Linked DNA regions of Homo sapiens: all the other regions are linked to region 2. Evidence: chromatin loops called from intact Hi-C (ENCODE). Cell type or tissue: mammary epithelial cell. All regions are shown on one strand. Each heading gives the region's core, and the rest is flanking DNA. Links, peaks and the distances in the headings are about the cores only. Region 1 overlaps LINC02653 (long intergenic non-protein coding RNA 2653). Region 2 has its middle 190 kb from the start of LINC01375. Region 3 has its middle 250 kb from the start of LINC02653. Region 4 has its middle 110 kb from the start of LINC02653.

What was found. Hi-C counts contacts between places; a loop is a spot of excess contacts. Peaks named below come from ENCODE experiments on the same cell type or tissue, not always from the same donor. Only the 100,000 strongest peaks of a DNase experiment are listed, where the experiment ranks them.
Region 1: a loop joins it to region 2, with 2.6 times the contacts of the local background. A loop is called at or near these places in 2 of 110 quality-filtered maps.
Region 3: it touches region 2 in a loop (4-fold over the local background); 5 of 110 quality-filtered maps call a loop at or near these places.
Region 4: it touches region 2 in a loop (16-fold over the local background); 8 of 110 quality-filtered maps call a loop at or near these places.

What each region holds. Positions count from the first base shown.
Region 1 is chr10:90,433,479-90,441,225 of GRCh38, forward strand. All of the region lies in intron 3 of LINC02653 (long intergenic non-protein coding RNA 2653), which reads right to left. Among named protein-coding and RNA genes, the nearest start is that of LINC02653, 100 kb to the right of the region's middle. In mammary epithelial cell, for the core only: a CTCF peak has its summit at 4,226; no DNase peak of the experiment used is centred there.
Region 2 is chr10:90,144,671-90,152,417 of GRCh38, forward strand. No RefSeq gene overlaps it. Among named protein-coding and RNA genes, the nearest start is that of LINC01375, 190 kb to the left of the region's middle. In mammary epithelial cell, for the core only: a CTCF peak has its summit at 4,011 (motif pointing right); DNase peaks (open chromatin) are centred at 3,661 and 3,991; H3K27ac peaks cover 516 bases.
Region 3 is chr10:90,283,844-90,291,590 of GRCh38, forward strand. No RefSeq gene overlaps it. Among named protein-coding and RNA genes, the nearest start is that of LINC02653, 250 kb to the right of the region's middle. In mammary epithelial cell, for the core only: a CTCF peak has its summit at 4,743; no DNase peak of the experiment used is centred there.
Region 4 is chr10:90,648,733-90,656,479 of GRCh38, forward strand. No RefSeq gene overlaps it. Among named protein-coding and RNA genes, the nearest start is that of LINC02653, 110 kb to the left of the region's middle. In mammary epithelial cell, for the core only: a CTCF peak has its summit at 3,989 (motif pointing left); no DNase peak of the experiment used is centred there.

The sequences.
Region 1 (7,747 bases), core at 1,598-6,597, 290 kb after region 2:
TAGTCAATGAAGGAAGACAACTGTGGCAGCTCATGCACCAGGAGAGCTGAAGAATCAATTAAAATTCATGTGAGAAAGGTGACATATTATTTTATTCAAAACCAAAACAAACAAACATGAACTTTCGCTTATGCAAGAGAAAGCTCTACGCTTATATCTAGGAGAAAGGAGTTGAAACAAAGAAAGCTAAATTTATTTTCACACAAACAAAAGGTCTTTTTCTCTCTTTGTATGTCTCTCTCTCTCTCTCTGTCTTCTATTTTTCTTTTCTTTCTCTCTCCTGTTCCCTGTGTGTGTGTGTGTGTGTGTGTGTGTGTGTTTGTGTGGAGAGAGAGCAAGAAAGAAAGATAGAGACAACAAGAGAGAGACAGAATTAGAGAGAGATAGAGAAACTGTTTTATTGAATGATCTGTGCTCAGTAAAGGTGAAAATATAAATTAGCATTTTGTTGTTGTTCTATGCCACTGCCTTCCGATAAGTATTGTCAATCATTTTCTTGCCTCTGGATGAAATCTCAGAAGCATAAAATAGCATTATCCATCACTGTCATATATAAGTGAATGCTATCTTTTGATACAAAATGCCCAGTTTAGGCCAGACTAATATCGAAGCCTTATTCTCCTATATAAGTCAAACCTTCTTCCCGGTCATCTTGCATCTTGGGCCTGATTTAGACTTGGAGATATGCAGTAGAGATGAGGTGCTTAATCAGCTTCTGAGCTTTGCTCTTATTTCCCTTTCTTTCTACTCTCTAGGCTATCTCTGTTTTTTCCAGAAATAGAGAGGATGATGGGAGAAGAGAGATGAGGCAGAAAGTTTTTACTTAACTGGTATGGTTGTCCCTGACATTGGTGGCCACCAAAAGTGCTCTTCCTTCTCTCTTCCTCTCTCTTTCTCTGTCTGTCTCTTTATCCCTCCTTCTCTTTCTCTTTCACGAGGGCCCTCTCTGGGGTCTTCAGAAACCTTCATTACTATGGATCTCTCCCCTGCTATTCACTTGTCATGAAACACGTCACCTCTGCCATTTCTAGATGATTATTCATGATGTTTCCCTAAGTCCCAGCATCTAGTGGTCCATCTCACACATACTTCCTCTCATGGGATCACCAGGCCCTCTCAGGCTATCCTTTAGGGCAGACTCTTTCAAGATGGCCTAATTTCAGCTCCTACATTAGTTTACATCTGATCCATATCTAGAAGAGCAGGCCATTTTGAATTCAGCCCTGTACCTTTTCTTTCTTGCTACAAATGGTTCCCTTTAGGTTCTTTACTATATAAATTGTAGGTGTAAATCAGGTTCCTAAGTATCAGTGAGGACAGCCCAAGCTTACCAGTGAGTTTCTGGAAGCATCCCTCAGCACATGTGAAGTAAGAGTTAAAGACCTCTCTCCTCTGTTCTTTTATACTCTCCTGTGGTCACACACAATCTTAATATATTTTGTTTCAGATGATCTAGCAGCTATGATAGTCAGTGTTGAATTCCCTCCTGGAACTTCTAGATAGAGCGAAAAGCCATAGTTGATATCCTGTTACATAGATAGGTAGTTTGACAGATGATAGAGAAATAAAAAGATATAGAGACATAGATGTCCAGGTGTGGTGAGCTGTCTGAGAAATAATAAATTGGAGCCCAATAATTCAAGGAAGAGATGAGAAGGTAGAGTAGTAGATTCCAACAAGAAAACAACAGATTGGTACTAAGAAGAGAGCTGATTAATAATGGTGTGGAGGCAAGAAACTTAGAATAGTGATGACTGGTGTTTAATTTTTAGTTACTTTTGGATCTGGGCAGAAACGCCCTTCATTATCCCCCAAATCTTCAGGACAATCTGTCACCAATTCTATAACCACACTAGCATTGACTTAATGCAGTACTGCTTTGGATAATAAAAAAAAAGGCATTTTCATTTTTACATAGGAGAAGGAACAAGAAAGAGTTGGAGCAGGCAGTGCCCAATGAGGTAATGGTGAGAGGTTCTCAATGACTCATTGAAAGTAAGAAGTTACAGGCAGCTTTAAGTCAGTGTTAGCCCCTCTTCTTGAATACCTGCAAAAATATCAAGAGTCTTGGACTTCTGGTTATTTCAGTTGGAAGCCTGAATTAGTTCTCATAAATTTCAAACAAGGTGGTGCCTCCAGAAGGCTGGAGAACTTGGAGGTGTTCAGGATACATATGACTAATATAGTATCCCTTGTTTCTTAAGCCTTCTAATGTAAATCTGTGGTTAGAGTATCTGATCAAACTTCAAAATCTTCCATAGTTATTGAAAAATGGAAATAAGACAACACAGAAACATTCTAAAGATTTAAATCCCTAGAATAATCCAAGTACGAACTATACATTATTATCACAAGTCGCATATTTCATTAAAAGTGGGAGAGTTTTGAGGCTTTGATTGAGCAATTTTCTTTCCCTGCTGTTTGAGCCTCTGTGATTTTAGTGTTTTATTCCTTGACCCCTTCACTTCGTTGCTGCAAGTTTCCTTACCCAAAGCACATGCTCTCAATCTCATTTTTTCGATGAGGAAGGGATTATTACTAGACAAAAGCAGAGGGCAGGACAATAATTTGTTTTCCCAGTACTCCAGAAGTCTCTCACATAAGTCCTGCTTTAAGCTAACGGGCAGTGTGCAGAGCCAAGTTGAATCCTGTTATGATGCCAGAGCAGGCTGTGCTGGGCTGAGCTGCAGGCTTTGCTCCCTGTAGGCCAAGCTCTTATACCTTCTGTGGTGTTATTATATATATATATATATATATATATATATATATATATATATATATGTACACACACACACACATACATATATATACACACATATATACATATATATGTGTGTGTGTGTATATGTGTGTGTGTGTGTATATATATATATATACACACATATATATATATATAGGTTTTCATCCACAGTTCCTGAGTCATAGCTACCATAGCCCTTGTTACAGTCTTTTGTTATTAGGTTGGGTGTGTTAGGCCTCAGGGGCAGGACTCAGGAAACCGAATCTCTTTGACCTTCTCCTGTCCTCCTTTCACCTGCCCAAAGGCCGGACTCTAATATTGCTCCACCTTTCTCATTGTAGGTCATAAGGCCCTCATTTCAGAGAGGCTCTTGCCCCATACCCTGGGAGAAAGAATGCTGATGTCAAGAATTTTCCATAAAAACCCAAGAGGATTGGGTTCCGAGAGCTTCAGGATAGCTGAACATGTGCAGGTTCCTGGAGGGTGACATGCCCAGGGAGGGCATGGAAGCTCCATGTCCCTTCCCCCATTCCTCTTTCCCCATACCTCACCCTACACAGCTCTCCATCTGTATCATTTGTTTTGTTTTGTTTTTTGAGACACAGTCTCACCTTATCACCCAGGCTGGAGTGCAGTGGTGTGATCTTGGCTCACTACAACCTCTGCCTCCTGGGCACAAGCATTCTCGCCTCAGCCTCCCCAGTAGCTGGGATTACAGGCACCCACCACTGCACCCAGCTACTTTTTTGTATTTTTGGTAGAGATGGGGTTTCACCATGTTGGCCAGGTGAATCTATGATCTGCCTGCCTTGGCCTCCCGAAGTGCTGGGATTACAGACGTGAGTGACCGCACCCGGCCATCATCTGTATCATTTGTAATATCCTTTATAATAAATTGGAAAACATAAGCATATGTTTCTCTGAGCTCTGTAAGCCACGCCAGAAAATTAATCAAACCCAAAGACAGGGGCATGGGAACCCCAACTTAGGCCAGTTGGTCAGAAGTTCCAGAGCCCTGGATGGACTTAAGACTGGTTGGGGAGGCAGTCTTGGGGATTGAGCCCTCAACCTATGGGATCTGACACTATCTCCAGGTAGATGTATCAGAATTGAATTGGAAGACACAGAGTTGGTGTCCACTGTAGAATTAATTGCTTGCTTTGTGGTAAAGAGAAACCCTCACACATCTGTTCACAGAGGTCTTCTCTGTGTTGATAGTTATTGTGGTAGTGGTGTGAAAGCAAAAGGAAATCACAGTTTGAGAGTTTTTTCCCAAACACCTTATGTTCCAGAGCCTTGCAGGTTGACTCATTAAAGTCATGCTCAGGCTCACCCAAGTCTGATTTGTAAACCAGAGAATTAATTTGCTAATTTACAGTGATTCAGATTCAGCTGCCATTTGTTTTGAGCACGTTACATGTCAAACACTGAGCTTGAGGCTTTCTCACCAATGATCTCATTTAAGCCTCTCAGCAGCAGTCAGTAGATGTCCCCAGAGGAAAGCCTATTCAGAAAAATGAATAAGGTTTATAAAGTTTCTTAGAAATACCAAGCCAAGGCAAAGAGAACTGGATGATCTGTGGAGATTATCTTGAAGTAGGAGGATGCTCTTGAATCTTTGCTCTCTACATATATCTGCTTACGGGTCAGTTCCTAGCAAGGAAACCCAGCCTCTTCCTCACTGTCTTTGCTGAACCCCCACTAATCAAAGTCTTCTCACATTTTTCAGTATTTCATGCTGCCATTTTGTGCCTTCCTATGGCATCTTATTCCCTCACTTACAACTAGACTGCTTCTCTAGAAGGAATCTAGACACAGCTTGCTTTTCTTACTACAGTAGAATGTCCTCCATCTCCTAAATAGATGCAAAACTCTTTCTTGAATCTGACTTATATCACTTTCTACAATAGGAGACCTGACTATTTGTTTCTGGGGAAAATACCTGGAGCTTTTCTGCACCTATGCTGACAACAAACTGTGTCCTTTCTGTAGCTCCAGGCATGGCATGAAGGTGTGGGAGGGAGCAGTGGCATAGAGAGATTCAAACTTTTATAGCTATAATCACATAAGAAAAAACTGGCTCATGTGTATAAGTTTGGTATTTTAATTTATTTATTTATTTAAGTGTTTATGCAGTGCCATGCATTGAGTATACAGAAATGAATAAGGCACATTGCTCTCAAAGAATTCATTGTCCGGTAGAGAATACAAACATGTAAGGAAATAATTTCAATACAGTGAGCTAACGGTTAATTGAAATATGGACATGGTGCCATCAGAGAATTGAGGTTGAGGAAATTGTGTCTACATGGTCAGGGAAAGTCTCACAGCTAAGATGACCTTTAAGAAGTTTTAAATTAAGGACAGAAGTTCACTGGACAGGAAAAAGGGGGGCGGTGGGAGGAGGCATGTGGAGGAATGTTAAGGAAAAGCATTCCAAGCAGAAGGGACAGAAGCATAAAACAGCATAGGAATTTTAAAAAGGTATGAGATATTGGCATGCCTATAGCAATTTATATGAGTGGAAATGAAGCTGAGAGTTAGGCAGGGTCTTATCAAAATTGACTCCTATTATTAAGATTAGAAATTTGAATTACATTCAGTAAACAGTAGGTATTGAACTTAAGCAATGTAATGTCATTTGTGTTTTTAAAAGATGACTTTTATAGTATTACAATTTGGAGAAGTTATTTTGCCTTGTAACTGATAACTAAAATTAATATATAAATGGTAATATTTGTTTTAAGGAGGTTTTTAATTTTATCCCAATGTGTTTAAAATGTTATTTTGATAATATTATAGTTATTTTGTAATATATTTTCTTCCCTTATTATAGTCTTCCCTGACATACCCACAACTTAATATATAGTATAAACCTCTGTTGTAGTGGGAAGAGGGCTGAACCTAGAAACAGAAAATGGTTCTGAGACCCTACCCTTCTTCTTTCTGGCTTTGTGTCCTTGGGCAAGTCACTTAACTTCTCTGAAACTCAAGTTCCTTATCAGTGAAAGGGGGATATTGATACTCAAATTCTGGTTTGTTTTGAGGATTAAATTAAAGAAAATGTGAGCTATCTCTTGGACCTAAAAGGACTTCATAAAAGTATAGAAATATATATGTACTCTCTATATACAATTTTATATATGTATAAGTTATATATTTTTATATAAATTATATATATATATTATTGTATAAAACATATATATTTATTTTTCTTTCCCCAGGGCTCTCCTTCAGGAATTTCGATTCTTGATATCCATGATGAAGTCAGATGATATTTAAGAAACCCTACTGATCCTGACCTGGCCAACTTAGATGTCTGCCTTTCTTTTCTGCATGAAACCATTAAGACTCAGAGAGTGATAATTAGTGATGAAGCTGTAACTAAAGTCTGGACTCCTAGAACAGTGTACTTTCATTAATTCAGAAATGGTCTAGAATGGCTTCATAAACAGCAAGCTGAAACCACATTCAAAATTACAACTTACATGAGTGGTATTAATATGTATGGAATAGATCTTGATGCCTTGATCCAAAGGTACTGACTTGCTATTTGAATAAAAGGGGAAATCTGATGGTTAGAGAGGGTAACATATATCCCAACTCCTTTTCCCCTTGATGGAAGAAGTTAGGTCTCTTCCTTACTACAAACTATGCTGTAAACTCTTAACTATTTCTGGTGCCATCAAGTGATTAAAGATTGATTTGCTTGAAGTGAAAGCATCCTAATTGAATAATAATCCAGTTAAGATAAACAATAAATAACCAATATTGTCTTTGTGGTGGAATTTTCACTAGCAAGACTCTAGATAATATGGCAAATACGTTTTTAAAATGCAGCTTTTCAAAAAAGTAAACAAAACCCCACTTTTGTGTTTTTAAATTAATTTTTAATTAATTTTGTGTTTTTAAATTAAGATTCAAAAACTAGATTGAATAGAGTAAGTGAATTTAAGTAAGATCATTCAGGTGGAAAAGGGGAAATTTCTTTGCTAGTCTATAATAAAAATTCAGAGTAAGAAGTTTGATTTTGGAGAAAACGGTGGGATAGATTCTCAAATCAATCTCCTGAGGAAGGAATAGCAAAAATACAAAGAGAATGTATCTTTAAAAAACTCCTTGGGAGAGGCTTCAGGATGGTTGACTAGATGCTTATTAGATCTGGTACTTGCCTCTTCCATGAAGAGAAACTAAAATAGCAAATACATAATCACACTTCAAATAGATCATCAAAGAGTGAACACTAGAATTTAATAAAAAAATGACAGGAAGCACTGAAGCAAGGAAGGAGAGAAAGGAAAGACAGCCTGTTTGGCTGTGATTGGTTAGGAGTCTGGAGAAGCTCCCTAATGAAGATGAAGGGCAAGTGAGGGGCCCCCAGAACTCCAAATTCCCACCACAGGCTCTTATAATCCAAGTTACAGTAGAGCCCCTGAACCTTTATGGACCCTGGGACTAACATAAAGAGCTAGAGAGCACGTGAAGGCACTGCTCCAGAGAGAGAGCTCACACGGGGTCCCACACACCCCAACTCCTAAGCAGCTGTGCTCCAGTGCCATTTTGAGAGCCAAGTCCCCACCAGACTGCATCCTGCCTGGAGGCCCAATAGCGGCTGCATCTTTGCATTTCTGGAGCTCCATTGATATCCTTGTCTGCTGCAACTGGGGCCTATGCAAGAGCCACTGGCAGTAGTCCTGCCCTCCTAGCAGAGGGCAGTCATGCATTTTCATGCACCCTGAGGACAAATTCTGCTGCCCACAATCACCACTGCTGTGTGCTGCTTTGGGGCTAAAGCTCAAGCAAAGTGCATGCCCCGCACCGCCCCCCCCACAAAGGCACCTGCCTATGGTTGCTCCCCAGTGTCAGGGCTGCAGTGCAGCCACTGCTGCCTCCAACTGGGCACTCCAACAGGGGCCTGGGGATCACCCAATCTCTGCCTACAACAGCCAGTGCCTGTTTGCATCACTGGGATGCCTGAGAACAGATCCACCTGGCCAAGCTCCACTC
Region 2 (7,747 bases), core at 1,650-6,649:
ATACCACTGTTTGTCTGCTAGTCTTCTTTCCAAATGAGAAAAGTAGGTAGTTTAACTTGCAGCTCAAACATTCCTGTATGTGCTTTTCTGGGAGGCAACACTCATGCTTTGGTATGCAGCAGAAGTGCTTTATGCATGCTCCCCTTTTGATAAATCATTACTTCTGTTTAGAGATGGGGTCTTGCTGTATTGCCCAGGTTGAAGAGCAGTGACTATTCACAACCCATAATAGTGCACTTACAGCCTCCCAAACTCCTGAGATCAAGTGATCCTCCTGCCTCAGCCTTCTGAGGAGCTGGGACTACAGGTGCATGCTACTGTGCCTGGCTCATATCTCCATTTTGTAAGATGGAATATTAAAAAGAGGAACTCCAAGGTTTAAATGGAATAAAATTAATATTGTGTTTGCTGCTTTATCACAGACATCCTTAAATGAAAATTGATTTTTTAAATAATTGAGAGTGCTTGGTGAGTGAAAAACATAATGACTGCTAGCACAGTTTAGTTCCCCTGCCTTGATGCCTAAGGCAACAGTAGACAGGCGTTATTCAATTTTGCTTTTATACCATCAATGCAAATGCCATCACAGCAGAAAAGATGAATAATGTATTCATATTATTATAAAGATAGTTTTGACCTTGTGTACCTCCTGGAAAAGTCTGGTGGAGGCTCGAGGGTCTGAGGGCCACAGTTTAACTACAGAGGTAGCTCTTCTAAGGCAGCCTTCTGGGACAGAAAGCCATATGGAAAAAGATGGGGAGTAGATTTTGCAGGGACAGGTGAAAGGAAGTTATATAAAACAAAGCCTAAATAAGCACTTTACTGTAATATTTTAAAAGTTTATCTTATAAGAAATATATAGTATAGTATAATTGCAGCTTGTTTTTTCTTCTTTAGTTGTATATAAAATAATGTGCATTTTTGAATGGATTCTTTGAGTCTTAGATTCTATGATTTATGATAAGGAAAGAGAATCAGAAGAATCACATGGTGGAGAGGGCCTGATGCATCTCTTTCCATGATCGTGTGGAATTGCCACGGGGACCAGACAGGTTGGGGTCTTTGGGATTGAGTTTCTGCTCCCTAGGTGGAATATTGTGAATATGTATCTGAGAAAAACATGGTTTTCTAGGCTTCCATTGCTAATTAATCTCTTTTATGACAGACATTTTGTCTTTTAAATTTATGAATGCATAGATGGATAGGTGAATGAATAACTATTGATGGCCTAGAAACCACTGTGCCTTTTTCAAGGGCCTTTGCCTATCCACTCTTGTGGGATGATTTTGTCCCTTAATATTTATAGGGCAGGTTTACCTTTTTTATCTCCGAGCCTCTTTCACCCTTGGGGAGGAAGGATCATCTCACTGTCACCCTTGTACTCTTTGCCCTGTGTGCTTAAAGACTTAATGAAGAAATGGAACTGATCTGTGCATCCCAGTATCTTCAGACACTCTTCCACATTTGTCTGGCCAGCATTTCTACAGTTATGGCTCAAGAGGAAGGTTAGTGTCATCTGCAAACTGCAAGCACCTGGGTTTATATTTCCAAAAGAAATGTCAGCCTGAAAGCTATTCTTCACTTCAAGGGGATTAGAGCTTCAGCTGATATTGGACTCTCTTATTTGTTTCTATAAATTTTTAACAGCCTGAAATGGCATTAAACTCTGTGGAGAGCACCATATAATGCCACTAATCCTGTTGATCTTAACATTGCTTTACAGAGGTGAGAAGAACAATAAATCCTTTTATGTGTAAATCAGGAGAGATGTTAGCCATTTCTCTGCAAGGACATATCTTATTACTAGAGTTGGCTGAAACAAATCAGAGCTCAAGTATTAAATTTGAGATGCTCCATTTTTCTTTTCCCTGATAGTCCATTGATTCTCACCCTCCTCTGATTGTCCCATCTTCAAATAGTTGTATGTTTCCATCTGTGTGTCTGCCTGTCTGCCTGTCTGTCTGTTCTACCTCTCTCAATTTGCTAAACCTCAGGTTTTGGCCATCCTGCTATTTTAGGATATATTCCTGAAGAGTATTGTGACAGATATTTTTAGGGAACAGTGTAAGACTTGATTCTTGGTTTCTAAGAGCTTGCAGTCTCCTAGAAGGAATAAACCAAGTGGACATATAACAGAAACTTAAGGCTGTATTTAATAGACTATTGGTAAGGGTGAGTGAGGGCTTAGTGGCTGTGCTTGAATTCTGTGCTTGTCTCTCCCACTGACTACCTGTACAACCCCAGGCAAGTCCTTTGATCTCTCTGAACCTCGGTTCTTCATTTGCAATACAAATTAATTACATAGGGTTTTTGCGATGATTAAATGAAGCATAGACTATTTAGTACAATGCTATTTATTGCTATAATTAGTATTATAATTTGTGTTCAACGAGATGTATAAGCAATGACCAAAGTGGTCCTTATAATCTTTGTTAATGGTGGATTGGCTCCACTGCCAATAATAAAATGCATTAGGTTTGGGTTTTTATGCATGTACATTAGGATAGACTGCTTTCAGAAATAAAGCTAACCAAAGGCTCCTCAGCACTCACCAGCATTATACATATGGTAAAGTCATTTATTTTACACGAGTGATATGGCCATGATTAAAAAGAGATACTCCTGAAACTTCTTTCCTGTGGTAGAATATGTTGCAGTAAAACACCTGCACTGTTTCAAATAATTCCTATTCAAGTGTGTTGCCTTTCCAGAGCCGCAATTTATCCAGACCAAAGATAGTCATGGTCACTGCCCTGCATATGTCATCATGTTTGCTGTGTTTGGTCCCAAATACACCAAACTCACTCAGCTGTTTGCAGGTTTGGCCAGTATCTGTGCTTAATGTCTTCCCAATTTCTATTATAGAGGGTGATACCTACCACTTCCCCCTCTTGCTGCCCCTTCTCATTCCAGCAGAAACACCCATGACTCACTTGAGTTATGGAGGAAAAGGAATCACAGTCTTTAGAATTTAGGGTACCAGAAGAGGCCAATCTGCTTTAGGACTTTGGCAATCTGGAGTTCCCAGTGGAACAGGAGAGCAAAGGAGATAAGTGAAAGAGGCCTATAATCAGAACATCAAAGTGTCTTGTAGCCCAAGTTCTGATTTACTTCTTATGCTAGATGAATCACTGAGACTTCTGTGGCCTCAATCCACCCATCTGTATAGTAGATGTATTGCACTGTAAGGTTATTTTATTCACCACCTCACCCATTTAATATTATAAAGAGCCTACTCTGTATTATGCATTGTGTAGAATATGAGACACAGTTACACACACACCACACATATCATTGCTCAGAATGTGTTGAGAGCCACAAAAAGATAAAAAAAAAACGTGAGGGGCTGCAGTTGTTCTGCTGTGTTTCTTTAAGCTACTTCTTAGTTCTAGGCATTAGGGCCAAATCTGTGATTTGTCTCCTCAAGTTCATCCACATCTCATGGATCATCACTACGTTTCTGGGACTCTGTTGTCTCCTATAAAAAATGAGAGAAATTAATTGAATAGCTATTTCAAAGGATTTTTTTTTCAAGAGGGCAGATGGAGAAAGGTGAGGAAGATTAAGGGAGAAAATCCATCTGGATGAATCATTCTGTGGTCACATATCCATATCTTATTTGTCTCCTAAACTCATTGTGAGTTGGGCAATGAAGATATTCTTGTTCCTTTTTGAACTAGAAGAAAATGAAGACTCAGAGGCTGAATCATGTTCTGAAGGATAAATCAAGGTCCGGATGCTCAGTACAGTACTATCAGTACGATGCACAAAGGAATCTATGTTAATTCCTTAAACGCAAAACTCACCTTTGCCATGATTTTAACCTTCTTTACCAAATAAGCTTTGTCAGAATTAGCTAGTCACAAGCATTTTCTTCTCCTAACTTATAATGCATGTAGTAGAGAAGATAATGTATCGTGCTATCAGTTTTTTGGTGAAAAATTTTCATCCAAGTTGAGGTTGGAGTGCTTAGAATTAGCTCAACCAGAGGATGTTTCTTCTGCCAATAGGTGGCAGAGTGAGTAAGCTTGTCTGAGAATGAAAATGAAATCTGAAAGAAGGGCACTTGGATTGGGATCTCCTGTTGAATCAACCTACAATGATGATGTACCTACAGTGCAAAGCCCACCACAAAGCATGGAAGACTTGAAAAAGACACCATCTCTTTATCTTTTGCAGTTCGCATTTAGCAGATCCATAAAAGGCTTTTTCTTTTTATAACAAGAAACATTATGCAAATGGTTAGCAGAGCAAAAGAAACATAAAGAGCGAAATACAACTATGTTAAGTAAACTATACATTTCTTATCTCTTCTTGATATAATGCATTCCTTAGTCCTAACTCTAATATTGAGGAAACCAAACTGTGCTTATAAGGAACCACAAAGAAATCAAAAACAATAAAACCCCAAAACTCTGACTTAGACTCAGGGGCCCCAGCCTTCTCTAAAGGAATAAAGTGCCCTCTTCTTTTCCTGACTATCCACTGATACTGATAAATGCTAAAGAGTTTTCTCTGGAACAAGTTGTCTTTCTTCTATTCCTTGAATAACCAAAGGAAATTCAATTAAAACTATTTATAATTTTATATAAAGAAGAAATAACTTGTGAAATATATTTTTTACTTGTCTATTTGCCTACTGAATTATTAAAAGGAAAGAAATGGAAGATGAAAATACTGGTGAACTCTTATTCATCCTCCAAACCCAGCAAAATTGGGGTCTCCCTAGGGAAGATTCTTCTATCTCTTTGTTTATCCTTTCTTCTGGGCTTCTAAAGCACAGTGTACCTTTTGACATCACATACATTTATCAGGCTCTTTTAATAACTTTTAAAAAATCTTTATATTTTTCTCAACTGAGATCTTGGATGTCATGAAGATGTAATTAGTTATCTTGATTCTCAGTGCCAAATGCAGGAATCATATATTAAGTATTTATGAATAAATGATGTACAAATAGACAAATGGTTAAAAAGGAAGGATTGAGTAGTTTGTAAACTGCATCTTCATTTTTGGATGAATATGAAAGCAACTATGCAGAAATTATGAAATGACAGACAGCTTGGCGGCATCAGTTTTGTGACACATCAGCCATCACATATTTTAGAGCCATATCTGAGTTCATATCTGACCCTGCCACATTCTAGAAAATAATTGAACACCTTTGAGTTTGTTTACTCATAAAATGGGAAAAAATAGTCCTTTACAGAACTGTTACTAGCTTAAATTGCTAATAAAAAGCTTTATACAATGTGAATATACATAAGGTATGATGACTATTACTGTTATCTCTGTGACAAACCACTTTCTCTTTTAAGTGGTATTGAATATCTTTACCAAATTGCAGCCAAATTGGCAAACAAATCAAAAGTAGTTTTTGTTTGTAGTTGTGAGAAACAAAACAAGTTTTTTGTTTGTTCTCTTTTTTGTTCTTTTTTTTTTGATATCACCTTGGTTTTGCTACCAAAGAAGTAAAGACAATTTTGCAGATGAAAAATTGCTGATTCATTGAAGAAAAAAAATGGTTTGCATTTGTTATTTATTTTTATGATTTACTTTAATGGACAGTTTGTAAATGAAAAGGGCTTATTTTATTTTATTCTTATACTAAATTTTAGAAGGTATTTTTATAAAGACCCTGAATTGTGTTACCTCTCTGATAGGTCTTAGATACTTTTTTCCTCTGGAAGATTTATAAATTAATAATTTGATAGGCTATAATTTAAAGTATGACTTTAAGTTCAAATTGGGGCCTGTGAAATTTTGAGAGTGGAGAATCCATTTGGGTAAAGAGAAAACACTCAAAATACATTTGTGATTTGTAAAGTTGTTTACAGAATGATTCAAAAACTGCGTCTGGGTACTCAGAGATCCAAGTCTAAGTTAAATTGTCTGTGATACCCACGGCTGTGCTGTCTCCTTCTTTCAGTTCACTCCGGGGTCAGGTTAGCTGCATCCTTAGCCTTTGGCATGGAATGTGCTTTGATGAACAAATGTCTCATCAAACAGCCAAAATGGTAGAACTTGCGTACTTTGAGGTCAGACACCATGTCTTAACCATAATTAAAAGATCATGAAACAATAAAAAGTAGGTGACAAGATCACCTGCTGGATTCACCTCAATTCTTTAAAGTTACTTCTTTGAGGGCATGCAGCTTGCAAAGCCCATGCTTTAAAAATGCACTGTGATTTTCTCATCCCCCACCCCCTGTCTTAGCTGTATCCAAAGAAAATTTTTATCCTTATTTTTGTCTGTGGAGTGAGATTTTCTTTTCAAGTGCTTGGGAGCTTTCCATGGTGTCCTGTGGATGCTTCGAAATGAAGCCCTCTCTTTTTAAATCCTTTCCTTTTCTTAGACAGAATTGCCTCTTATAATGTCTTCTTTTTTACTCTCAAAAAAAAAAAATCAAAAGAAAGGAAGAAAAAGAAGCAGAAGGAATCCAGTTGGAGACTGCAGCCCAGGTATTACAGAGGACAACTGCTGTAATTGGTTGTTAAAAATGGCACTGCAGTCATTTTCTCCACTGATGGAAAATCGACTTTTCCTCTTAACGTTTTCTTCTGTGGCTAGGGAAATTAACAATTTAATTGATTTTAATGAAATGACCATTTAAACATGCTCAAGTACTAGCTTTAAAGAGAAACAAAAGCATTTTGAAGCATCTCTTCCTTAAACCAAATTCTTATGTAATTTGAATGGTGCAGTGTGTGAATGTTGATATTTAAATGCTAAATCATTCAGATTTGGTTCTCAGTATAATTTTTTCTAATCAAGAAATATTCCAAAGATTTAGCGTAACTTGTAGCCTATTGCGAGGACAATCGGAAGTGATTTTTTTTTTTGTTTTGTTTTGGTGTTTTTTGAGACAGAGTCTTGTTGTGTCATGCAGGCTGGAGTGCAGTGGCACAATCTCTGCACACATCAACCTTCACCTCCCGGTTTCAAGTGATTCTCCTACCTCAGCCTCCCAAGTAGCTGGGATTACAGGCATGTACCACCATGCCCGCCTAATTTTTGTATTTTTGGTAGAGACGGGATTTCACCATGTTGGCCAGACTGGTTTCAAACTCCTGGCCTCAAGTGATCCGCCTGCCTCAGCCTCCCAAAGTGCTGGGATTACAGGTGTGAGCCACCATACCCGGCCCATAATTGAAATATTCTAAACTGTGTTAAATCATTGAAAACTGATTGGGGGAAATCTGAAAAGGATTGTATGATAGCCATATGTAACTAGTCAGGGAAAAGAAAGGTTTCTAGGGAAATGAACGTTATTCTCAACCATATTCTTGGACCATCCAAGAATCCTTCAGTGGTTATTGGAATGTGTGGCAATATGAGTGACATAAATTAAGAGAAAAATGTTTCCATCAGTACAAATAACCACACTATGGGTACGAGCAGTCTCACACTTTGCAGATACCAAATTTCTGTAGGGAAATTTGGAACTGTTTTGACAAACTTAAAAAAGTTCCTATTCCTTGTCTCCTCAATTACATTCTAAAAATCTATCATAATAAAATTTAGGATGTGTACAAAGATTAACCTACAAGCATGTTCATTGTGGAAGTGTTTATTATTGAGATAAAGTGGAAAGAAATCCAGAAATCCAACAATAAGGTTAAATAAATCATAAATAATGTCTATGGTGCTATGTCATTAGGCTTGAAATTGCTGTCAAGTTAATGAAAACAGGTTATAAAATTATATAGAGTAGAATTCCTTCTCCCTTATTTTTACAATTAATGC
Region 3 (7,747 bases), core at 1,736-6,735, 140 kb after region 2:
TGCAGCTGGAAACAAATATTTTCTTTGCAAAAATGTATTTAAAATAACATTTATAATGATAATTAATTTTTAAATTTATATTGTTATCAAAACAATAAAAGTAGGGGTTGGGTATGGTGGCTCACATCTGCAATCCCAGCACTTTGGGAGGCCAAGGTGGGAGGATTGGTTAAGGTCAGGAGTTCAAGACCAGCCTAGGCAGCATAACGAGAATCCATCTCTTCAAAAAATAAAATAATTAGCCATGTGTGGTGGCATACACCTGTAGTCCTAGTTACTAGGGAGGCTGAGGTGAGAGGATTACTTGAGCCCAGAAGTTCAAGGTTGAAGTGAGCTATGATTATGCTTCTGCACTCCAGCCTGGGCTGCAGACTGAGACTCTATCTCAAAAACAAACAAACAAAAAAACAAAACAAAACAAAAACAGCCAAACAAAGAAAAATGTTATATGTTTTTCATTTTAAAATGTTGTAGATTACTCCAATCTTACTTCCAGATTTTCAAATCATCAATAAGATATGTGTACAATTTTTAAAATATTTACTGACTAGAAATAGTTACATCCAGAATTTTTATATTAAATGATGATGTAATACAGGTAGAATAGAATTAATATATGGAATGAGTTTTATAGTTAGTTATCTAACAACATGAACATTGTATTGTTTGAAACTATTAGACTCTTAGCCATCAGAGCCTAATACTTCATGTGGCTTAAAAACTCTGTACTTCATGACATATTTTTTCTATTGAACCTACTAATATAAGAGTCTTTTGGAAATTTCTTTGCTCCACTAAATTTTATCTAGTCACAAATAGGAAAGAAATATCAAAAGAAGATATACGTGTGTTACTTTTTAATATAAAGTAATTTTAATAATTTGGCACTGCTAACAATTTGAATAAGAAAATTTCAAACTGTAACATTTAAAACAAATCTCTTAATATTAATTAAGATGTATAGTTTTGTTATAAAAGATTTTAAAATATATTGTGTTGATTTTTAATTTTTCTGTTCATGTGAATACTTTTTAAAAATTCATTTTTAAGTTAAAACTTACTTGCTATTCCTGTGGGTCAGAACACCTTCAGCCTTCCTGACAGAAAGCAAGAGCTTTCTCTTACACCAAGAAGTCACTGGTAATGTATGTGTACATCTCAGGGGCCCTTTTTTCTGAGGAGATTCAGCCTTAAATTCAGTGGGCCTTCATGAATTCAAGCAGCCATTTACTCAGTAAATGTGTAGTGAATGCCTACTGTGTGCTAGGCTCCAGAGATTCAGCGGTGGACAAGACAGACAAGATCCTTGCTTTCAATAAGACTTAAAGTATAGAGGAGGGAGAAAGATAAAACCAAGAAGTAATAAATTAGTGAGAAAATATCAACTAGTCTACACCAAGAATAAAACAGATGGGTGATCCGATGGAAAATAACTCAGTGTCATAGGATTGAGACCAAATAACAAGAAGTACAGATGCAAAAATCAAGAATAATAGCATAGCTGATAGAGAGAAAGTCCCTAGATGACAGGTATCTAAGAAACAAAAAGGCATCTGTGTTAAGGGGAATAATTGTACAAAGTATAGTCAGAGAGATAGGCAGGGCAATGATACATACCCCTTTTTAGAATGAGGAATTTGAGTGTTGTTGTAATTGTAATGGGGAACCACTGGAGAGTGTTCAATGGCATATAGACAAGATGGGATTGGAGTTTTTCAAAGATCACACTGACTGCAGTGTAATGAAGATATTTATAAGGATAAAATTTGTAACAGGGAGGACAGTTTAAAGAAGATTTTATGGGCTGACACATATCAAATATACACAAATTAATAATAATAATGAAATTAAACAACAATTAAAACATTTTGTTATTGTTGGAATTTTCCAATACACTGGCTCATTATTCTAAAAATTGGTGAATGGCAAAGATTAAATGTTCATCATTATTTTTCTGTATAAAGTGGCTTTTAAGATAACAAAATAGTTTTTTTACAGAGGAATTTCAGCCAATACATGCAAGCAGAATGGCAGAATTTTTTTAAATAATTTTTTTAAATTTTATACTGAAATAACAGATATAGATAGTGGTTATCAATGGCTCCTAGGACATTTAAGCAAAAAGTTGTTTGGGAATTGTATAATGAATGAAGCAATTGACATCACTGGAACCCACAAATTATTCTCACTATCCCTTAAAAGTGGGACAACCAGACACTAGATATGCCTGATATGACACAATAGGAAGTACACAGCACATCACCTATAAAGTGAAGCTATTTTTGTCAAAATAAAATTGGACATGAATAAAACCAAGCTTCTAGATCTAACTAACAATCTAAAGAGAAACTGTGGAGACAGAAATATATTCAAAGAACTATAAAAATGCAACCAACCAATTGAGAATGTGGGTCACACTACAGAACAAATAAACTGGGTTCTTTAACAAATGAACAGCATGAAATAAAGGAGAATATTGTAGATTAAAAGTGACCCAAGAGGCATATACAAGCTCTGGACCTTGTTTGGATTCTTATTCAAACAAAATAACTATAAAAAGACATTTTTGACACAATCTGGGAAATTTGAAAGTGGTTTGAATATTAAATGCTGTAAGAGAATTGTTATTTTTGTTAGGTGTATAGTGGTACTATAGTTATATTAAAAACATGAGTCACTATCCACTACTGATATATACTGAATATTTACAGTGAAATTAGATGATGTGTGTGATTTCTTTTTAAAATACGTCATTGATTGGGGGAGAGAAAAGAGGGAGGTATGATGAAACAAGATTGGAAAAATGTTACGAATTATTGAAACTAGATGAGGTTTTCATGGGGGCTCATTATAATATTGTCATTAGTTTTGTGTATGTTTAAAAATTTCTCTTGTAATGAATTAAAACACAAATAAAAATTACACTCATGGAGTAAGGTGAGAAGGTTAATGTAGTAGTTCAGGCAAGGGATGAGAATTGATTGCACTAAGGGAGAAATAGTTGAGATAGAAGGCATGGATGGATTCTGAATATATGTTGGAGATAAAGTAAGGAGGGTTTGCTATTGGCTTAACTTAACTTTTAAATTTTTTAAAAAAAGGAACCTGTATTTTTGGTTTGAGTAAACTGGGAGGGTGGTGATACTGTCCTGAATCGGAAAAAGTAGAGAGAGGTGTAGGTTGGAGTCAAAGTTCATAGTTCTGCTTTTATCATGGTAACTTTGAGATGCCTATTAGACTTTAAGTGAAAATTGCAAGTAGAGAGTTGGCTGTTCCAATATAATTGTGGCATCATGCCAAGGCCAAAGGTAAACATTGAAAAGTAAAGCCATATATGATGTTTAACATCATGGGAATGAATAAGACTGAGAAACAAAACAGTGTAGATAGACAAGACAGAAATTCCAGGAGTCAGCTTAGAGAATATCAGCATTGAGAGTCCAAGCAGGTGTACTGAATTAGCAAAGGAGTCTGAGAAGAAAAGAATGCATCACAGAAACCAAGAGAAGAAATTCCAGAAACGAGAGAGTGACAGGTGATATAAACTGCTCCTTCTATAGGGTAATATAGAGGTCTTTATTGCAACTGAGAAACAGGATAGGCACTGGAGATTCCAGGGAAAATCAAGCATATTTGGGATAGAAGCAGCAGGAGATGAAGAGTGAAAGATTCTTGAAGACTAGATGATAGTCATAAATTTTGCTTTATGGGAATAAGAGCTGCCAAATCTCTAATCAGAGCTTTTATCTCAGAGACTGAATTTTAGAAAGCACAAAAGTGGATGGAAATGAAAATGAGGTCAAGACCAAGGTGTAAGGTTCCACTTTTGTGTCCAAGGGCTTCTTCCTTCTATTTTCATAGCACATTCACTATACCCCAGATATCTACCACTTCCGTTGTCTGCAAGGTGAGATTTGGAATAGCTATTTGTCGTGTTGCAAAATTGTTGGTTTGGCTAGAGTGCCACAGTGGTTTAGACCCAGTTTCTGATCATCTGATTTTACAGACACAGCAAGTCTTTGTGACTTGCAGAGATTCATCTCAGGACACCCAGATTAACTTTCCAGCACATAATTCTATTATATTTCTTCATGAATCAGAAACAAGCTTTCCGCAAGAAATCAATGCCTCTCATAAATGTTCTCATTACAAACACTAATAAAACGGTCCCCTAAATACTTTTCTTTTTAGCCTAAGAAATTGAAATAAATATTCCCCAAGAAAAAATTGCCTTCAAGGCTTTATAGGAGATTTATGTAAGAAACATAAACCTATATCCCAAGGGACAAACTAAACACATCACTTAAAGAAGCCAATATTTGGGAAATGTGTGAAGCAAACATCTTAGCACATCTGCTTAAACAATTTAAAATAAAAATTTCAGGAGACAATGAATGTTCTAATGATTATAGTTCTTCCAAAGAGTGCCACTAGAGACCATTTCTTGGAAAAAAACAGATGACATGTCATTCTTGAAATGTTCTAAAAACTATAAAGTCTAGCTATGTTCATTTTACCTCAAATAGAATAATGAACAACCTAACATCTCAGTTCTCCTAAGCCTCAATTATAATTGGAACATGAGCTCTCCCCATGTGACTTCTCTACAGATAAAAGAGGATCTCACTGCACTAAGGAAGTGGGGAAGCAAAAAAGAACACTCCAAATAGAAAATTATTGAAAACCTTTTGAGCTACTCCTGTCTTCAGTGGCTTTTTGCAGCAGTTCCCATCAAGAGGTGGAGCTATATCCCCATCACTTGATTCTGGCTTTTGCTTTGTTGCTTGTTTTAACCAATGGAATGTAATAAAGTTGTAAGTTCTTTTAATTTGGTCTCGAGGTCTCTCTTTTGAGAGTAGCCATAAGGCACACTCCAGGAAAACTCTGACCAGGGGGAAGTTAGGTTTGGATATGTGTGTCAAGTGAGACACAATGAGGAAGTAAAACCAAAATGCAGGAAGCAGAAGAAATTTGTTACTTACATACAGGTCCCAGAGAGGTTTGGAGGGCCAACAGGAGGCTGACAGGACATCTGGAGGCAGCAGGGATCTCAACCAGTGGGTAGTGGAGAAGAGAGAGAGAGGTGAAAGAAAGAGAGGACCTGTGGGACTATGCCTTTATTAGGACCCATTGGCATTATCCCTTAAGCTTTCCCAAGGGGGGATTGTGGATTGGCTAGTTAAAGAAAACACATGCAAATGGCAGGAACTTATTAATATGACAAGTGTTGACCATTAGGTTTTATTGTGGTTAGCAGCTGTGGACTGTGTTGGGTTTTAGGTTAGTGGGATGAGGAACAAGCAGGCCATACCACAAATAATCACACAGAAAGGAAAAGTTCTAACTAGGCCAAAAGTGACAGGATATGACCAGGTTTCAAAGAACTTACATCAGGCTAAAAATGGATGTTGAGACAGCAACGCTATTAAACAAACTTATGAAGAAGTGAGAAGGTGACACTGTGTGCATTCTGAGCCTTGGCCACACAGGAAGCCTTGCAGCTTCCATTTTTGCCCTCTTGGGATACTGCTGTCATGTGAACAAGTCCAAGCTAGCCTGATGGAGCAGTGCAGTAGAGGAAAATTGAAGTGTTCAGCTCAAAGCCCATATACTGCAAAATATGTTGACTAAGGCCATCTTAAACCACCCAGCCATCATTCAATTGCTGCCCTATGGGTTAAGTCCAGGTAAAATTAGTGTAAGAACCTTGCAGCTGAGCCCATCCCAAATTATTGATCTACAGAATCATGAAAGTATACTAGATTATTGCTTTAAGTAATAATGTTTTGAGATAGTTTGTTGCTCAGCAAAGATTAACAAATACAATTGTCTAAGTGTTGCCTTGTGCCATGAATCACTTACTGACTGATGCCATAGTTAGCCAATCAGAAGAAAATGTTTATTTTACACTTAAGACTTTTCATATAAATGCTAGAATTATTTTTATTTTTAACCACAAGGCATCAATGATGGGCAAACCTCAATCTAAAAGTAACCCATTTCTGTTGTTCATACCACCAAACCTGCTTCCCTGACTTATACACACACACACACACACACACACACACACACACACACACACACAAACTGTTCACTCCTGTTTGGATTGCTACATGACAGCCATTGTTATCAACCTTTGTATGCTGAGGAATATTGTGAGACCAGAGTAATACCACATTTGGGAATCTGGTGGCCAGACAAAATTGAGTTTGGTTTCTCAGCCCTTCTCTAAATCTCTTTTCCTGTCAAAGCCTAATTTTTTTTCTTTTCTCTTTGATAAGTTGCCTAAAAATTTCACTGATGATAGATTTATTTAACAAGCTTCCTCTTCCAAAAATGCAAATATATGGGGGTGTGTAAAAGATCAGTCATTCAAATCATTCTGTGAATTGATTTAATCAGCTACTTTTCTTGATACCCCTGGCTGAGTCCAACTCTAAAGAAAACCTTGGGATTTGGTGCGGAGGTGGGAGGTAGGAAGTTAGGAATTTGTGCACCTTTGGAAAGTAGTGGAGGCTGGAATGGGATATCATACTGTCACAGTGTTTTAGGACATCATGATGGTGCAGGCTGCCTGAGGACCTCAGGTGAAAGGCTATGTGAGCTGGAAAAAACATGAGAGAAAGGCAGGAGGGTATATAAAGCAGATTCTTTATTAAAATGCTTCCTAGTGCCAGCCCTTGCTCTGGGACTGAGAAAAGATTCATCGTTTAATTATTTCTCTTTTTATCTTATGACACTATGATTCCAGGGTCCTGGATTTGAATTAATACCACATGTGTCATTCTTTTCACCCATGTGAAGGGAAAATAGGCTTTTGAGGGAAGAAAAAAAAGAAAAGAAAAAAAAAACAGTGGATATGAGTGTTTTCCCTGAAACTCTCACTGCTGTAAGCTCACGAGAAAGATATGCAGGAGGGCCTCCTGGTGAGGGCACACCTGTCATTAATGCAGGGCCCCATCCTCAGACTCTTATTTGGAACCCCTAAATCTGGGGAGCTTTGGCTGCAAACTCTCAAATAGAAGCCCTTGACCTGGTAACTTCCTTTCTCCTTTCTATCGAAGTCTATGTCCACAAGCAGGTCTAGAGCCTTTTCCTTCTCTACCCTTGGTCCTTACCCTAATCTTGCTTCCCAACATCTAACCATGATTCTCTAAGAAGGAACGGTCTATTTCTCCCTAAATACTAGAGCAGAGCTCGCCCAGACCTACCACCCTTTTGAGTTGTCCAGTGGGACACTTCCCTGATGTGTCAACTCAGTGGAGGCATAAGAGGAAATTATCAAGTAAAAAAGACCAAAAATAAAAGGCCATCGATCATAGAGAAGAAGAAAAATGAAGAAAAACAAACAAACAATAATCCAAAATCCAAATCAAAAACAAAAACAAAACTCCCCCAAACAGGATGCTTTGGAAAAGCAGGCACATTTAGCGACTCATAGCAGACCCAATCTTGTTTGCCTACAGCAGTCCTTGTTTATGCCTGATGTTTTGGCATCTCACCCAAGATAGCACTCACCTGAGGTTTTTCTTCTTTTTTCTTTCCTTTGCCACTGCTTAAACATTTTAATGACTTTTGTGCACTACATAAATCATAATTCCTAACAGTGACACTGACACTATGATCATTATTATCATCTTACTGATGTGGGAAACAAGACTCAGAGAGGTGCGGCAAGTTGCCTACATGGCATCTGCCACATAGCCCTGCTGCCCTGTTGCCCTTCGGCACTATAACATGCAGGATG
Region 4 (7,747 bases), core at 1,862-6,861, 500 kb after region 2:
CTTAATACTGAGTTCTAATTTGATTGTACTGTGGTATGAGAGACAGTTTGTTGTGATTTCTGTTCTTTTACATTTGCTGAGGAGTGCTTTACTTCCAATTATGTGGTCAATTTTAGAATAAGTGCGACGTGGTGCTGAGAAGAATGTATGATCTGTCAATTTGGGGTGGAGAGTTCTGTAGATGTATATTAGGTCTGCTTGGTGCAGAGCTGAACTCAAGTCCTGGATATCCTTGTTAACCTTCTGTCTCGTTGATCTGTCTAATATTGACAGTGGGGTGTTAAAGTCTCCCATTATTATTGTGTAGGAGTCTAAGTCTCTTTGTAGATCTCCAAGGACTTGCTTTATGAATCTGGGTGTTCCTGTATTGGGTGCATGTATATTTAGAATAGTTAGTTCTTTTTGTTGAATTTATCCCTTTACCATTATGTAATGACTTTCTTTGTCTCTCTTTTTTTTTATTTATTATTATTATACTTTGAGTTTTGGGTACATGTGCACAATGTGCAGGTTAGTTACATATGTATACATGTGCCATGCTGGTGTGCTGCACCCACTAACTCGTCATCTAGCATTAGGTATATCTCCCAATGCTATCCCTCCCCCCTCCCCCCACCCCACAACAGTCCCCAGAGTGTGATGTTCCCCTTCCTGTGTCCATGTGTTCTCATTGTTCAATTCCCACCTATGAGTGAGAATATGCGGTGTTTGGTTTTTTGGTCTTGCGATAGTCTACTGAGAATGATGATTTCCAGTTTCATCCATGTCCCTACAAAGGACATGAACTCATCATTTTTTATGGCTGCATAGTATTCCATGGTGTATATGTGCCACATTTTCTTAATCCAGTCTATCATTGTTGGACATTTGGGTTGGTTCCAAGTCTTTGCTATTGTGAATAATGCCGCAATAAACATACGTGTGCATGTGTCTTTATAGCAGCATGATTTATAGTCCTTTGGGTATATACCCAGTAATGGAATGGCTGGGTCAAATGGTATTTCTAGTTCTAGATCCCTGAGGAATCACCACACTGACTTCTCTTTTGATCTTTGTTGGTTTAAAGTATGTTTTATCAGAGACTAGGATTGTAAACCCTGCTTTTTTTTGCTTTCCATTTGCTTGGTAGATCTTCCTCCATCCCTTTATTTTGAGCCTATGTGTGTCTCTGCATGTGAGATGGGTCTCCTGAATACAGCACACTGATGGGTCTTGACTCTTATCCAATTTGCCAGTCTGTGTCTTTTAATTGGGCCATTTAGCCCATTTACATTTAAAGTTAATATTGTTATGTGCGAATTTGATCCTGTCATTATGATGTTAGCTGGTTATTTTGCCTGTTAATTGATACAGTTTCTTCATAGCATCGATGGTCTTTACAATTTGGCATGTTTTTGCAGTGGCTGGTACCAGATTATATCTTAACCATTTTTAAGTACACAGTTCAGTGGCATTAAGCACATTCATATTGTTGGGCAACCGTTACCACTATCCATCTTTAGATCTCTTTTTATCTTACAAAATTGAAACTTTATACTAATTAAATGATAGCCTCTCATTCTACTCTCCTCCCAGCCCATGGCAACTACCATTCTACTTTCTGTCTCTATAATTTTGAGTTCTCTACGTATGTCATATGGGTAGTATCATACCATATTTATCTTTTTGTGACTGGCTTATTTCACTTAGCATAAAATCCTAACAGTTCATCCATGTTGTAACATGTGTCGGAATTGTCTTCCTATATTTATAAGACAAAATGATAATCCATTGTATTATATACAACATTTTGCTTTTCTATTCATCCGTTGATGGACGATTGGGTTGCTTCTATATTTTAGCTATTGCAAATAATGATGCTAAGCTACTGTGTTTGTGTGTTAGTTTTTCACAAAAAAAAGTTTAAAAAGAAAAAAAAATAAAAATAGGATAAGCTTAAAAAATAAGGATAAAAAGAAAGAAAATATTTTTGCACAGCTGTACAATATGTTTTTGTTTTAAGCTGTGCTATTATAAGAAGTCAAAAAGTTTTTTAAAAATTAAAAGTTTATAAAGAAAAAAGGTACAGTAAGCTAAGGTTAATTTATTATTGAAGAAAGAAAAATATTTTATACAATTTTAGTGTATCTAAGTGTACAGTGTTTATAAAGTCTACAGTAGTGTACAGTAATGTGCTAGGCCTTCACATTCACTCACCACTCACTCATTCACTCACCCAGAGCAATTTCCAGTCCTGCAAGCTCCGTTCATGGTAAGGCCTACACAGAGTCAAGATTATTAGTATCACTGTCTTCTACTTCTGCATCTTTTCCTACTGGAAGGTCTCCAGGGACAGTAATAGAAATGGAGCTGTCATCTCCTGTGTTATCATGCTGGAAAGCCTTCTAATTTTTAATTATTTAATTTTTTTTGAGACAGGGTTTTGCTGTGACACTCAGGCTGGAGCGCAGTTGCACAATCATGATAGCAATGCCTTGTTTTGGAATACCTCTTGAAGGAACTACTTGAGGCTATTTTACAGTTAACTATAATAATGATAAGTATAGCACAGTATATACTAATCAATAGGAATTTTTCAGCTCCATTGTAATCTTATAGGATCACCATAATATGCAGTTTGTCATTGACCAAAATGTCATTATGCAGCACATGACTGTATTTAATTTATATATGCACAACCACTAGTTGTTTATATACAAAAGTACACAAAAGTTAACTATTTGTATATCAAACCAAATATTCTTTATTACATGATTAACATAAAATGAATATAAAATATCCAGGAAAACACATTTAGAAAGAGCACAAGTTTTATCTTATGATAGTTCTTAAAACATGGTAGCAAGAACTTGGTTCTTCAGTTCTGCTACTAATTAACTCTATGAACTCTGTAAGACACAGTAAGGTTTTTAATAAGCTAAAGGATCAGAAAAACCTAGATTTTTAAATTATGGTGTAGCAGGGCATTGATTTGCACAATGCTGCAATACAACTGAGATTTGCAATAACAACAAACAAATCAGATCTACTTTTCCCAGGTCTGATTTCATCTTTATGAGGCTCCCATTTCTACCAGTGTTGGAAAAAATACTTAAATTTGACAATTTAAGGTAAGTAAGTCTCAGATTTTTAAAAGCTTCCTTCAGACAAAGAGATGATTGTGACACCCCCATGAATAAGAGTGGTCTATCTACAGAGAAGAAAGAAGATCATGATTTAAGGGACGTGAGAGGACTGCAGCATTTTGCTAAGACAGATGTAAGGATGCGTGGGCCTAGTGGGCTAGAAATGGCTCCGTGTGTCAGTCAGTGAAGACAGTGAGGTAGAAGGGGGGACTTGACTCCAGAGGTGGGAATTCGAATACTGGACCAGATTGAGGACTAGCTAATACAGGACCAGGGTAGAAGCAGTTCTACATTAGACACGCCCACCAGTGTGCTGTGTTGGTTCACCATTGCCATAGCAACACCAAGAAGTTACCATCCCTTTCCATGGCAACTATCCCATGGCCTGGAAGTTTCCACTTGTATCCTAGAAATTTCTGCATGAACTGCCCTTTAATTTGCATATAATTAAAAGTGGGTATAAATATGTCAGCAGAACTGCTTCTGAGCTGCCACTCTGGACACACTGCCTGTATGGTAGCCCTGCTCGAAAAGGAGCAGTACCACTGCTACTGCTGTACACTACCACTTCAATATAAGTTGCTGTCTAAAACCTAAATAAATAAAAAGCCTCTTTCAATGTAACAAAATATTTTGAATAGTCAATTCAAAGTTCTAACTCCTCAAGAGAAGTTTTGCCCATTTTCCCCAGTTTCAAAATTCTCTACATTCCCTTCTTATTTACAGGATAGTATCTGAATAGAGGAGAAATTAACACACATCCTTGCCTTAGTAGGGCTAGACTATCCAGTCTACCTGTTTTTCTTACCTCACATTTCTAGAATGCAAGTGCAGTTGGTACAGGCAAGCTCTTAGGCACCCTCTACTGGTGTCTGCAGAGATCCAGCTAATGTTGATGTTTGCTCCTAAATCTTCTAGATATAGTGGTCAAAAGAGTTCAGGAAATAAATGCCCAGGAAAGCACAAGAGAGACTATCTTCAGCCATGATGATCAGAAAACTACACCCATGATTTCAATGGCCATCTGTAGGTAGATGACTCACCATGTTTTATCTCCAGTCCAGGTGACTCCTTGAGCATATGCAGCCAAATACTACTTCACATTTCCTTTATGGTGTCTAAAAGACACCCCAAATTGAGTATATTCTGCTAAATTTATAATCTTAATCCCCCTAAACTGTGTTTCTTCTGGTGTTCCTTAAATCTATAAGTGAATCTACCATAAACCCAGCTATTCAAACTAGAAATTTAGAGTTCATCCTTAAAAGTTCCTCTCCCTCAGCCTGTCTATATAATTAATCATGTCCTATTACTTCAACCTTCTAAATACCTCACAAATATGCTCCTTCTCTCTCTCTCTGCTGCCACCAACCTAATTCAACCACCATTGTCTCTTCAACTGGTTTACCTACATCCACTCTGGCCTTCTTCCAATCCATTCTTTCCACCTCAGCCAGAGAGATGTTTGTTAAGTGAACACAATGCCATCAACACACACACACACACACACACACACACACACACGCACACCCCTCTTAACACTCTTAGTTGGCTTCCTGTAACTCTAAAGTAAAGACCAAAATCTTTAAGTGTCTCTCAGAGTCCTGTGTCATCGAGTCTCCACTTGCCTTGCAGCTTCCCCTCACACACTCTCCCTTATTTTCTGAGCTCTGGCAACACTAATCTGATTTCAGTCTGTTAATCTGAAGAATTCCTTCTGACACAGGGGCTTGCCATATGCTAGTTTCTCTGTTTTAAAGGCTCCTCTCCCAACTTAATTCTCCTTTGCTTGGCTAATAGAAACTCTTCTTTCTGATCTCACCTTATCACCATTTCCTTGGGAAGACTTTTCTAATCTTGCTAACAATGTAAAATCCTCTTATCATATGTACTTCTTGGTTTTTACATTACATGTGTATATGTGATTTTTTTTACTAATGGATAGCTTTCTCACTACATTATAAACTGAATGAGAGCAGAAACTATGTTTTTGTTTGCCATTTTATGGGTGGCACTCAGAACAATGCATGGCACATAATAGGGTGACATATATGTATATGTGTGCATATATACATATATACACATACATATATACACACACATATGTATACATATATACACACATATATACATATATATACACACATATATAAACACACTTACATATATTCATTGAAAACATAATGAATATAATTCACCCAGAAATTATTTGGAGATTATATTTTTAAAATGCAGGTATTGATGTTTGTTGTGTTAACCCTCAATAAAGTAAGTTATTTAAGGCCAGGCACAGTGGCTCACTCCTGTAATCCCAACACTTTGGGAGGCAGATCACCTGAGGTAAGGAGTTCGAGACCAGCCTGGCCAACATGGTGAAACCTCATCTCTACTAAAAATACAAAAATTAGTCGGGCCTGGTGGTGGACGCATGTAGTCCCAACTACTCGGGAGGCTAAGGCAGAGAATCGCTTGAACCTGGGAGGCAGAGATTGCAGTGAGCTGAGATCGCACCACTGCACTCCAGCCTGGGTGACAGAGTGAGACTCCATCTCAATAAAAAGAAAAAAAAAACAGAAATGATATTCAGACGAGAGAATTTGATTTCAGTCTGTACCACTTATTAGCCAAGAAAACGTCAGATAATCATTTAAATCAGCAGCAGCGTTGTTATGCTATTACCTGTTTTCAATCACAATGCTGCAGATAAACTGTCAAGTATTATATAAATGTAAGGCATTATGATTTATCAGCAAAATTTAAAAGCTTTTTCTATAAAAGCCACAAAAAATACATAAAACATGACTAAAGCTAGGACAAAAAGCCTTACAGTTTTCCTCACAAACTTTAATTCTATATTAGTGTATTAGGGTTCTCTAAAAAGAGAACCAATAGAATATATAGAAGGTAGATATAGGAGAGGTGATTTATTAGGGGAATTGGCTCTCAAAATTATGGAGGCTAAGAAGTCCCATGATAGACCATCTACAAGCTAGAGAACCAGGGAAGCTAGTAATATGGCCCCATCAAGTCCAAAGGCATAAGAACAAGGGAAGCCCATGGTGTAACCCTCAGTCTGAGGCTCAAGGCCCAAGAACCTGGGAGCCACTGGTGTAAGTCCCAGAGTCCAAAGGCCAAAGAACCTGGAGTTCTGATATCCTAGGATGGCAAAAGAAGGGTGTCTCAGTTCCAGAAGAGAAAGAGAGTGCAAATTCACCTTTCCACTGCCTTTTTGTTCTACGTGGAACCCTGGCTGATTAGATGGTCCCCACCCATATTGAGTGAAGTGGCTTTTCCTTACTTAGTCCATTGATTCAAATGCCAGTCTCTTCCAGAAACACACTCACAGATACATCCAGAAATAATGCTTTACCAGATATCTGGGTCTCTCTTAATCCAGTCAAACTGACACCTAAAATTAACCACCACAATGCCAAACCCAGTCAACTTGCCACCCATTTGCATCTTCTTAAACCACATTGAGTCTCCAAATAAAGATAATAACAAGGTCATAGTTCAATCTAACAAGATACAACTAACCTGTATACTACGAAAAATGCACTTATCCCTTCTCCAGAAGAGGAAGTGAAGTCCCTGAGTGATGTTTACTCTTCTCCTAATATCCCATAACTTAAGTACTGTGATGCAAAATTAATAATACTTAAATACTGATATGAACTCATTACATCTTATGTTACATGATAAAAGAATAAGAAAGGAACAAAATCAAAGATATTTGCTTGATATATGTATATATAGGCACAAACATATTTTAACAGAATAAGGAGGAAATACTCATGGCAATTATAGCCTGTTTTTTTAATTGCTCATGTGGTCACTACTTGTATTTATAACTACCTTCTACTACTGATTCTATATTCCCTTTGCCTTCAGCAAGCACCTCAGCTGGTGCTTTTTATATGGCAGAGTTACCCAAACCTTCATTCCTGAAAGGTGTGGGTCATTCATAGACCTATTTAGATTGGGTTATCGTGGTTTCATTGACCGTAGTCACAGGGGATGGTAATACTAAGAGAAACCCTAAGGGATCTCTTGTATTGCAGACATACTCTTCCTTACCTCCATTATGGAGTAGTAGTCCAATTCCCTCTTGGTATTCTGGATCAATTACCCCAGCCAACACCATAACTCCCCTCCATATCCTGTTGACTCAGAGGCATCAGAAGCCCAATATAGCCAGGTGGCAATCTTAACTGCCAATTCAACGGAATCATTGTGTCTCCCAGTGGAAGTTCTACTTCCTCTAGAATTAAGACCTCTAGTCCAGCAGAGCATACTTACTGAAACAGGAATCAAAAATGTTGCTAGGGGGTCACTAGGGGTAATGGTGACTGATGCCACTCCCATTTCCACCCCGTGATTCCTGGACCCATGAATCCTGGCTATAGGAGAAACAGTATCATATATTAGACACTGATTCAGAGTTTTTACAGCCTCTGAACAACATTGCCCCAGCTCAGCAAAGTATTATCATCAAGCTGGCACTGTAACAGTCTTCAAAAAACCATCCCATTGTCTTATTAAACCAGCTACTTTAGGATAATGGAAAACTTGCTAAGATCAGGGAATTCCATGAGCACGAACCCATTGCCATGCTTCTTTGC